Linked DNA regions of Mus musculus: region 2 is linked to region 1. Evidence: chromatin contacts called from ENCODE Hi-C or POLR2A ChIA-PET data. All regions are on one chromosome and are shown on one strand. Each heading gives the region's core, a stretch centred on a gene start or an enhancer-like site at or near the end of the contact. The rest is flanking DNA. Distances are from core to core; before and after follow the strand shown. Region 1 holds the start of Cfap97 (cilia and flagella associated protein 97). Region 2 holds the start of Slc25a4 (solute carrier family 25 (mitochondrial carrier, adenine nucleotide translocator), member 4).

Region 1 (4,579 bases), core at 758-3,257:
AAAAGTCAGTTTAGGACCACTGAGATCACTGGGTCAGTAATGGTGCTTGCTACCAAGCCTGCCAGCCTGAGTTTGGTTCCTGGGACTTACAGGATGGAACAGGAGAACTAAGCCCTGGTCCTCCCAACCTCCACAAGTACTAATGAGTGTGTCCCCCAATAAGTTTATTAAAGAAAAAAGCAGTCATCATCGTAACAGAAGTTATTAATGGTTTGCTCAGAAACAGTAGTACATCTTGACTAACAGACATGTGACATCTTACTGAAGTGTATGCTTAGGTTTATTCAGAAGTAGGTTGGGTGAGATAGAAAAGCTTAAATAGTTCCAGTGCTCCAGTTGGGGGGAGGAGAGGGCGCTGGCGTGTGTTTGTAAACATGGTGCTGAGGTGGTGGATCCTTAAGGACTTGCTGGCCAGCCAGTCTTCTACTTGGTGAGTTCTAGGCCAAACAAGGCCATTTCTCAAAAGAGACGGTGAATGGCACCGGATGAAGGACACAGGAAATTGTACTGTGGTCTTCCACACTGATGCTGTCTCGTCTAATTAGTTTCTAGGGGTCCAAGAGCAGAACGGGAAGAGATTTGTCTAAAACTTTGCCTACGGGAGTCTCCTCACGAGACTGGCTAGCGTTGGACCCCTTATAGCGTGTGCTTATAAATCAACTACTAGTGAAGCCAAATTAAGAGGATCACCTGAGCTCTGGAGAAAGATGGAGAGAGGAGAGGATGGGGCGAGGAGGAGGTGGAGGTATAGCCACTCTTACCAGACTGGGCGCTCCAGAGGTCTTTCTTGTTCACCTTTATACATCCAGTGTCTAGAAAAAGACCTACAACAGTTGGGTTTATCCCACAAAGAGGTCTGGAGATTTAAGGCTCAGCCCAGGTTCTTACTCTGCCTCCTATGTAAACAGAATAAAACCATCATGTTTCCAGCGTATTTTGATAATGTCCCTCTCTCCGCTGGAGAGGTGGCCCACTGCCTAGTGTATGTCAAATTTCTGGTGTTTATAGTCAGAATTTCTATTGGGCAAGAGTGGCTGTACACACACAAACTTAAGTTCCAGGAAAACTTAGCGGACGATCTCCCTCATTAACGATTCTTTTGCCAAAATTTACATCAAGGTTGCTTCTAATTCAACTTACATTCGGGAATAGGCAAGAAAAATTGTAGCTTTATAGGATCGTTAAGATTATCTTACAACACACGGGAGAAGGATAAAAATCAAAGGATGGTTCATGAGACTCTAACAACCCTCTGGTGGATCGAGCCAGGTTGCTGTCAAAGCTACCTGGAAGTTACTTGGAGAGTGATGTTTTAGCTTATGCAGAACTAGCAGTAGAAATAACAGCGCTTTCCCAATACACCAGAAAGAATACTCGAATAACCTGTCATTAAAAACGGCATTTTGTACATTTGAGATAAGTCCTTATCTGTCGATATGGACACAATAGGGCACCAAATTAAGCATACAAAAATCTTGGCTCAAACTGAACACCTGGTTTTCAGGAGTCTGGGGCTTCTTCCAGGACCCCAGTCGGTTGCCTCTTCACACTCAGTGCCTCAGAGCTGTGGGTTCGGGTTCAAGCGCCCGGAGAGGGGCAGCCGTGGGCTCGGACCCCGACTCCACGCCTCCTCTCGCGTCCTGCGGGCCGGGCTATCGTTTTTTTTTTTTTTTTTTTTTTTTTAATAGCGGTTACCACGTCGCTCGCCCTGCGGGCTAGCGAGGCCGAGGTGGCGGCGCCTAGGGCTGAGGACAGCCTGTGTCCCCCCCACCGTGGAGGCTCGGCGGTACCCACCCCGGGTGCTCGCCTCCGTCGGGCACTGAACCGGGGAAACGGACCCCGAACGCAGGGGAGGGCCGTCTCGCCCGCTGGAGACCGACCGGATGCGGAAGCCCGAGCGCCGCTCACCTGCGAACTGTGGCCGCCACGGACTCTTGCGCCCCGCGGAGCGTTCGGGTTCTCGCTCGCTCTGCGCACGCGCAGCCACACCTCCACCGTTCTCCCTCCCCCGCGGTAGAAGCTAACGGAGACCGGCGCACGCCTGAGCGCGGGCGGAAGCTCCGGGGGTTGGACTCAGCGGAAGGGGAAAGGCGGGGCGAGCGCGGAGCCGAGTCTCTGCCGGCGAGGGTGAGGGCTGCGCTCCTGTCGTCCGTAGTTCCGGGAGACCCGGTCAAAGTGATCAGGCCGGCGCTGCAGGGGCGACAGCTTCTCGGCAGGACCTCGCGAGGTCTCGGAGGCTCATGGAAAGGAGGCCACCAAGGCCTCCCTGTTGTCCAGGGCATCACCTGCTCGCCTACCCACGACGCTGCGGTAGGTCTAGACGTCCGGGATGGTTTCCTAAAAAGACGCTGTAATCTTGTAATTCTGTAACAAGATGACAATAATAAAAATGGAGGACGACTGTGTGTTTTGTTCGATTTTATTTCAGCAAAACGCTGTTTACACGAACCAGTCCTGGTGGCGGATGCCATTGGTCTCAGCACTTGGGAGTAGAGGGAGAGGAATCCCTGTGTTCTACATAGTGACTTCCAGGCCAGCCAGGGCTATATCGTGAGGCCCGTGTCAAAGGAGGAAAAAATTTCAAATTCAAGCATAGTTAATATGCACCGGGGCAGGTAACCCATAAAGGATGGCCCTTCTGATGGTGAAGGTCCACTTTAAGCAATATAAAAAATGATCTCTATAGACGGTTGAGTGCCTTAATTTCTTGTTGACACATCTAAGGGTCAGGAATGGCAGTACACTCCTGATCTCTATCCTCTAATCACCAGAGTACACGAATATGTTACTTTATCTGGCACAAGAATTTAGCTGATGCAATTAAATTTACATTATCCAGGAGCTCATTGTGTAATCAGCCACTATAAATCCCTATAAAAGGGAGAGGCAAAAGCTTCCAAGCCAGTTAGTTGTAGGAGCTGGGACACAAAATAGTTGAGTGATGTGTGGAAGAGTCAATGAGCCAAAGAATGCATGCATCTCTGGAAGACTGAAAAGAGGGGAGAAGTGGCTTCTACCCCGAAAGAACTCAAATATGCCTGGATTTTAGATTTCTGACCTCCACAGCTCCCTAATCCAAATCAATGAGTTGTTTTATACATCTAACTTTGTAGTAATTTGTTACAGCCATAATAAGTTCTCAGCACTTAAATAAAGGTACTAAGGAAGCAAGCACAAACTTAACATTATATCCTAGGGACTACGAGTGTATTGTTTGTCAGAGCCATGACAGAATAGCTAACACAGTGAGGAAAGATGTGTTGACTCACATTTTGAGAGGGTTCAGTCCTTCATGGCACTACAGAGCAGCAGTTTGTGGAATTATAAGACTGGAGAATCTGGCCTACAGGAAGAGGCCAGGGCAAGGTATAATGCTAGAGATACCTCTAGTGACCTTCTTCCACCTAGGCGCCACCTCCTCCCTATCACCACCTGCTAATAATGCCAGCATATTATGAATCCATCAAGGGTCACTTCATTGATGAGATCAGAGCCCACATGATGTCTCTGGAAATGCCCTCCAGACACACCCAGAGGTGAGCTTCACTAAGTGTCTAGGTGTCTAATCGTGTGTGTGTGTGTGTGTGTGTGTGTGTGATCACAACCACAGCCATCAGACTCAAGAAAGGACTCTTATTTTGAACAATATATTTTATATTTTTGGGGTCCTGATTATTAACAAAGAGAAACTTTTTTTCTTCATTTTGTTGGCTCAAAGACAGTATTTCACTTAATTTTTAACTAATGAAAAAATATTCTGTCAGGGTAGATATAAAGTGTTTGAGTAGACATTTCTCCAAAGAAGATACAAATAGCCAACAACACAAGAAAACACAGGGACTTCACTAAAAATGATTTGAACGAAAATAACCTCTATATGCATGTATTTGAATACTTGGTCCTCAGTTGGTGGAACTGTTTGGGAAGGAGTAAGGTGTGCCTTGTTGGAAGTGTGGCACTAGGGGTGAGCTTTGGCAAAGATCTCAAAAGCCTTCTACTGCTCTGCCTCCTGCTTTTGGATTAAGAAGGGAGTTGTCATCTGTCCCTGCTGCCATGCCATGCCTTTGCACTGCTATCATGGACTCTGACCCTCTGAAACTGGGAACCCAACTAATTGCTCTATTTTATAAGTTGCCTTGGTCACGTTGCTTTGACACAGCAATAAAAAAGTCGCTTAAGACACTACCCATTAAGGAACTGCATATCAAAATCTGTGAAGGCCTTTGAGATGATCGTGTCTGGTAGGTAAATGTGCTTGCCAGATGACTAGAATTAGATCCCAGAACACAAGAAAACATTCAAGGCCACGGAGACAGCACAACTGGTACAAAGTAATTCCAAAGGCAACCTGACAACCTGAATAGAACTTCTAGATTCCACAGTGGAAGTAAAAAACTGGCTACAACCTCACAACTTTTCTATGACACACCTGTGCTCACAAAGTTACCCTAGAACCACAGCTTCACTGTGGTACTTTGCTCTGTACCTGCACACCAAGCATACAAAGTCAGACAATGAGGTTCATTTTAGCCCCACTTGGAGAGTTACCATTTTAGAAGTAGCTGTTGCAAAAACTAGA
Region 2 (4,579 bases), core at 598-3,097, 47 kb before region 1:
AAATAAAAATAAAAACAAATAGGTGATTAAGTAAAAACAAATTGGTAATTAAGTAAAGACAAATAGGTAATTAAGTAGGCAACCTCTAACACAGAACTGAAAGGAAATGGCTTCATTTACTTCCCAATATTTATAGAGCCAAATGGAGTAGACACACAATTATAATTATGACTAATATAGAAATTTTATTGTCCATGGAAATTGCTGTGTGAAACTGTGATGGACAACCCTGAACTTAAAGGTCCTTGGAGGTGGCTCAAGGTGCTACTTGCGTTTCCTTTAGAGGCCACACTTCCTGGTACACAGTGATTGCTCAGTTGGTATCTGGTGAAGGAACACAGAGATGCCTTTTATGTTTGTCTATGCGTGTGTCTTCTTTGACCTCCAGCAACATGGTAACGGGTCCCAGCCTTGTTTCTCCCAACTGCAAATAAATACATCACCTATGTGCTCCTGGCATCCCGCCAGTGACCTCTGCTCTAGTAAGTCTTTAGGCTCTGAGCGACACACAGGTGCAGCTCAGTCAGCACCTAACATGAAATATGCATAGATCAGCAAACTTTTAAAAAGATGAACTGCCTTGACCGATGTCCAAACGAAGGTTAGCAAATGTGGGAAAAGAACAGAGTAAGGGGCTTGAAGTTAAACGAAGAAAAGAAAAGAACAACAAAAAAACCCTAATAGCACTCATTCTTGTGGAAGGGGCAGCAGTATGGAAAATATGCACAGTTATATTTGAACTGCCTTAAATGAGGTGAGGGTAACGAAATCTCACATCCATGTATTAAAAACAAAAAACAACAACAACAACAACAAAAAAAAACTGCAATCACTTTCCTGGGATTAGACAGTGCCTCGGCCCCCCTCCCCCAACCTCAAGCTGTCTGTTATAGAGTCAGACACAGCCAAGGAGTCGACCTTCCCAAAAGTCTGAGGACTCTGATCCTTAAGAAGCCGCCAGCCAACTGGAACCATCCTGCACGAAATACGGTTGAGATTCCATTAAGAGCTGAGCACGCATTCAAGCCCTTTAGAGGTCTGTCCACGAGAGAATCCCAAGAGCTGAGAGAGACTAGGAGCTAATAAAGGAGAGTCTTTTCCTTAGGAGTCCTCGGCCTGTGTGTCAGTGTGACAGGCCGAGTTAACAGAAAAGCCACACATCCACATTCACTGCCAAACTGAGAATCCACCTAGCGCCGCTGCATTCTGCTTTTTTTCTTTTTCCCTGATGGCGCAGAGTGCCCGGTGCATACATATTTTCTATTGACTGAATGGTTCAAGGATTGAATGGAGAGAAGTCGGAGACAGGAGCTTGCCCTCTACTATGAGGCAATAATGGCATTAAAAAGATGTTAGTATGTATTTGGGAGGAGTATGATTTATTTGCAGAAACGCAGAGTTCTGCAGAGGCCCGAATCCAGGCAGGGAGCTCTAGTTGGAAACGCCCTGACAACGGGAAGGGGTGGAAGCCTGAAACCTTCTTGGCCAAAAGCACCGTGGTGCAAGATCGAGGTCAAAAAGAGCTTCCCTTGAAGCATCAAGGGGCCCCCTCTCTGTCCCCAGGTCGTCCCCAGGCTAAACCCTCGTGAGCTATAAATACAACGGTCCACATGCAGCAGAGACACGGTGTTCCCTCGGCTCGCTGGGACAGATAGCATGAATTTGCCCTTTAAACGTCCCAAGCTGCAGGCACAGCCCCCAACCCACCCCTAGCTCCCGGAAGCGTCTTCGCCCCCAATGCCCTCTGCAAAGGAGGGGGATGGAGAGGGGCTGTCCAGGGACCAGCCCAGCCAATGCGCGCTGCGCGCTCGCCGGGGTCCCTCCTCCTCTCGCGAGACGCCGAGCCGGGGATATAAGGAGGGCTGCGGTCAGGCGGGCGGTCCCTTCGCGTCGTGCAGGGACGGATTCGGGGTGGCGGTGCCTGGCCGGGCGTAGGCAAGAGCAAACGAGCGGCTCCTTGCAGGCTGTGTGCGCCCGGCTTTCAGCATGGGGGATCAGGCTTTGAGCTTTCTTAAGGACTTCCTGGCAGGTGGCATCGCCGCCGCCGTCTCCAAGACGGCGGTCGCCCCGATCGAGAGGGTCAAACTGCTGCTGCAGGTCAGGACGGCTGGGGGCGCGAGCGGGGCGCGGCAGGGCGCTGGGGGGATGCGGGGCGGGGCGCGCGCGTCAGGGCGCAGGGATGCGGGCGGGGCGCGGGGATGCTGCGGCGCGGGCGCGCGCGACGCTGCGGAAAAATCTGTGCTAGGCCGCAAGCCCGGGGCCTAGGCGAAGGGGAAGGTGCCCTCTACGCAGATACAGGTCCAGCGTCAGTGGCAGATTCCTGGTGTCGGGTGGCGCCCGCGTTGGGGTGTCTATATATGGAAACCCACCCCGAAGCTGGTCTACCTCGAGCCAGATCCTGTGCCCGGTACAGCAAGCGACATTCCATCTAAGGCCTCTTAGGCGGGCCTCACCCTTTGGCCACATCCTCTGCACCTTCTTATCTGCATCCACCCTTGACAATTGAAGCATCAGATTAATCATTGACTGGGGTTCGCTCTATGTCGCGTGCGCTGCGCTATAACTTGACATTGATTTCATTCATCTTTCCTATAACCTCTGCAAGATAGGAATCGTCCTTGGCCCGTATTCACAGATGGAGACACTGAGGCAGAAATCCAGAAGTAATATTCAGGATAAATTCAGACCGCCTTGGCCATCTTGTCCCCATATAATTTTCTCCCCGGTCATTGAAGGGGCCTGCCATCATCATCTGATCCATCTCAAAGGCAAACGCTGTTCAATGGGGAAGAGCCGTTTGGGCATTTAAACATAACACAAAATGCTCCAACAGATTGGCCACGGCAGTAGTAACTCACTAATCACTTGAATTATCTGCTTGAAAATTTTCAGACACCTACTGTTAAGACAACCTTGTCTCGGGGGACATTCGAGTAAAGCAGGGACATTGTCATCTGCTCACCATGTTAAGAGCCCTTGAGGGAGGGATCTTTATTGCCATTCCCCATAAGCCTGCAGGGAATTTCGCTCAAATGTCCTTATAATGTCGAGAAATTGGACTGCTTTTTAGCTTAGTCAAGTAACTAACATTTATTGGTATGTTCTTGGTAACTGATTTCCTGATACATTAAAAAACAATTGGAATTCTCCCTTGTCACTTGAAAGTGAAAGATGGGCGAGGAACCCTGGGCATAGCAGTGCACATTTATAATCCCAGCATTTGGGAGGCAACACAGGATGATTTTTTAGTTCCAGGCTAGCCTGGGCTATATAGGATGACCCTATCCTTTCAAAACAAAAATAAGAAAAACTGAGGAAATACAAATCCTTTTTCCCCCTCTGTCTTCCCTTCTCTCTGCCTGTCCTCTGCCACCCCTTCCTCCCTCCCACCCCAAACTAGGTCCAGCATGCCAGCAAACAGATCAGTGCAGAGAAGCAGTACAAAGGCATCATTGATTGTGTCGTGAGAATCCCCAAGGAGCAGGGCTTTCTCTCTTTCTGGAGGGGTAACCTGGCCAACGTGATCCGGTACTTCCCCACTCAAGCCCTGAACTTCGCCTTCAAAGACAAGTACAAGCAGATCTTCCTGGGAGGCGTGGATCGCCATAAGCAGTTCTGGCGCTACTTTGCTGGTAACCTGGCCTCTGGTGGGGCAGCTGGGGCCACCTCCCTCTGCTTCGTCTACCCGCTGGACTTTGCTAGGACCAGGCTGGCTGCCGACGTGGGCAAGGGATCTTCCCAGCGAGAATTCAATGGGCTGGGCGACTGTCTCACCAAGATCTTCAAGTCGGACGGCCTGAAGGGTCTCTACCAGGGTTTCAGTGTCTCTGTCCAGGGCATCATCATCTACAGAGCTGCCTACTTCGGAGTCTATGACACTGCCAAGGGTGAGAGGGGGGCTTTGGGGTGGAAGGTGTGGGGAGGGGGTTATGGAGAGAGGATTCTGTGTGATCTACCCTTCCATGATGACCTTTGTGTGTTAGTTGCCTTTCCTACCTCTGAGCTAACCTGAGTTCTGAGGAGGTAATGTGATGTGGTTTGGATAAGTTAGTAGGTAAAGGAGCCTCTGTCTCCCGTACTGGTAAATACTGTGGCTTTGAGCTACTCAGGAGGCAAAGCCTCCCTCTAACCCAACACAGCTGCTAGTCTCTCAGCTGAACTAGAAGCAAGCTCTGTGTCAATAGAGCTGTAGCTTCTTTGGATTAAGGGAAAGCGGCAGCCAACTTTGCCTGGTTGCATGTAAGGGGGCCTCGGGGGAGGAGCTGGTTCTTGTGGAAGGGCAGGGTATGGCGTTGGGTCCGTAGCCTTGTCTTCCGTTGACCTGCTTTTGAAGCACCTGATAGCCATTTGCTTCTTGGCTCTGCTCACAGGGATGCTGCCAGACCCCAAGAATGTGCACATTATCGTGAGCTGGATGATTGCCCAGAGTGTGACAGCGGTGGCGGGGCTGGTGTCCTATCCGTTTGACACTGTTCGTCGTAGGATGATGATGCAGTCTGGCCGGAAAGGGGGTAAGCATGAACTCCCCCAAGTGTGAATCTTAGGTGTTACCCCTGGAGAACATACACTCACAAGTGCT

The links. Hi-C counts contacts between places; a loop is a spot of excess contacts on that map. ChIA-PET counts read pairs that join two places held with the same protein, here RNA polymerase II (POLR2A).
Region 2: a loop to region 1 is called in a map of left cerebral cortex, with 7 times the contacts of the local background. The contact joins the promoter of Slc25a4 here to the promoter of Cfap97 in region 1. A Hi-C loop is called at or near these places in 2 of 37 maps with a recorded cell type or tissue (both left cerebral cortex). POLR2A ChIA-PET finds 5 or more read pairs at or near these places in 4 of 5 experiments (Patski and embryonic stem cell).

The regions. Positions count from the first base shown.
Region 1 is chr8:46,161,079-46,165,657 of GRCm38, reverse strand. Cfap97 (cilia and flagella associated protein 97) reads right to left here and starts at 2,007. Exons shown (of 5, transcript NM_025747.4): 1 at 1,909-2,007.
Region 2 is chr8:46,208,330-46,212,908 of GRCm38, reverse strand. It overlaps Slc25a4 (solute carrier family 25 (mitochondrial carrier, adenine nucleotide translocator), member 4), which reads left to right and starts at 1,847. Exons shown (of 4, transcript NM_007450.5): 1 at 1,847-2,097; 2 at 3,401-3,887; 3 at 4,371-4,511. The coding sequence starts at 1,987.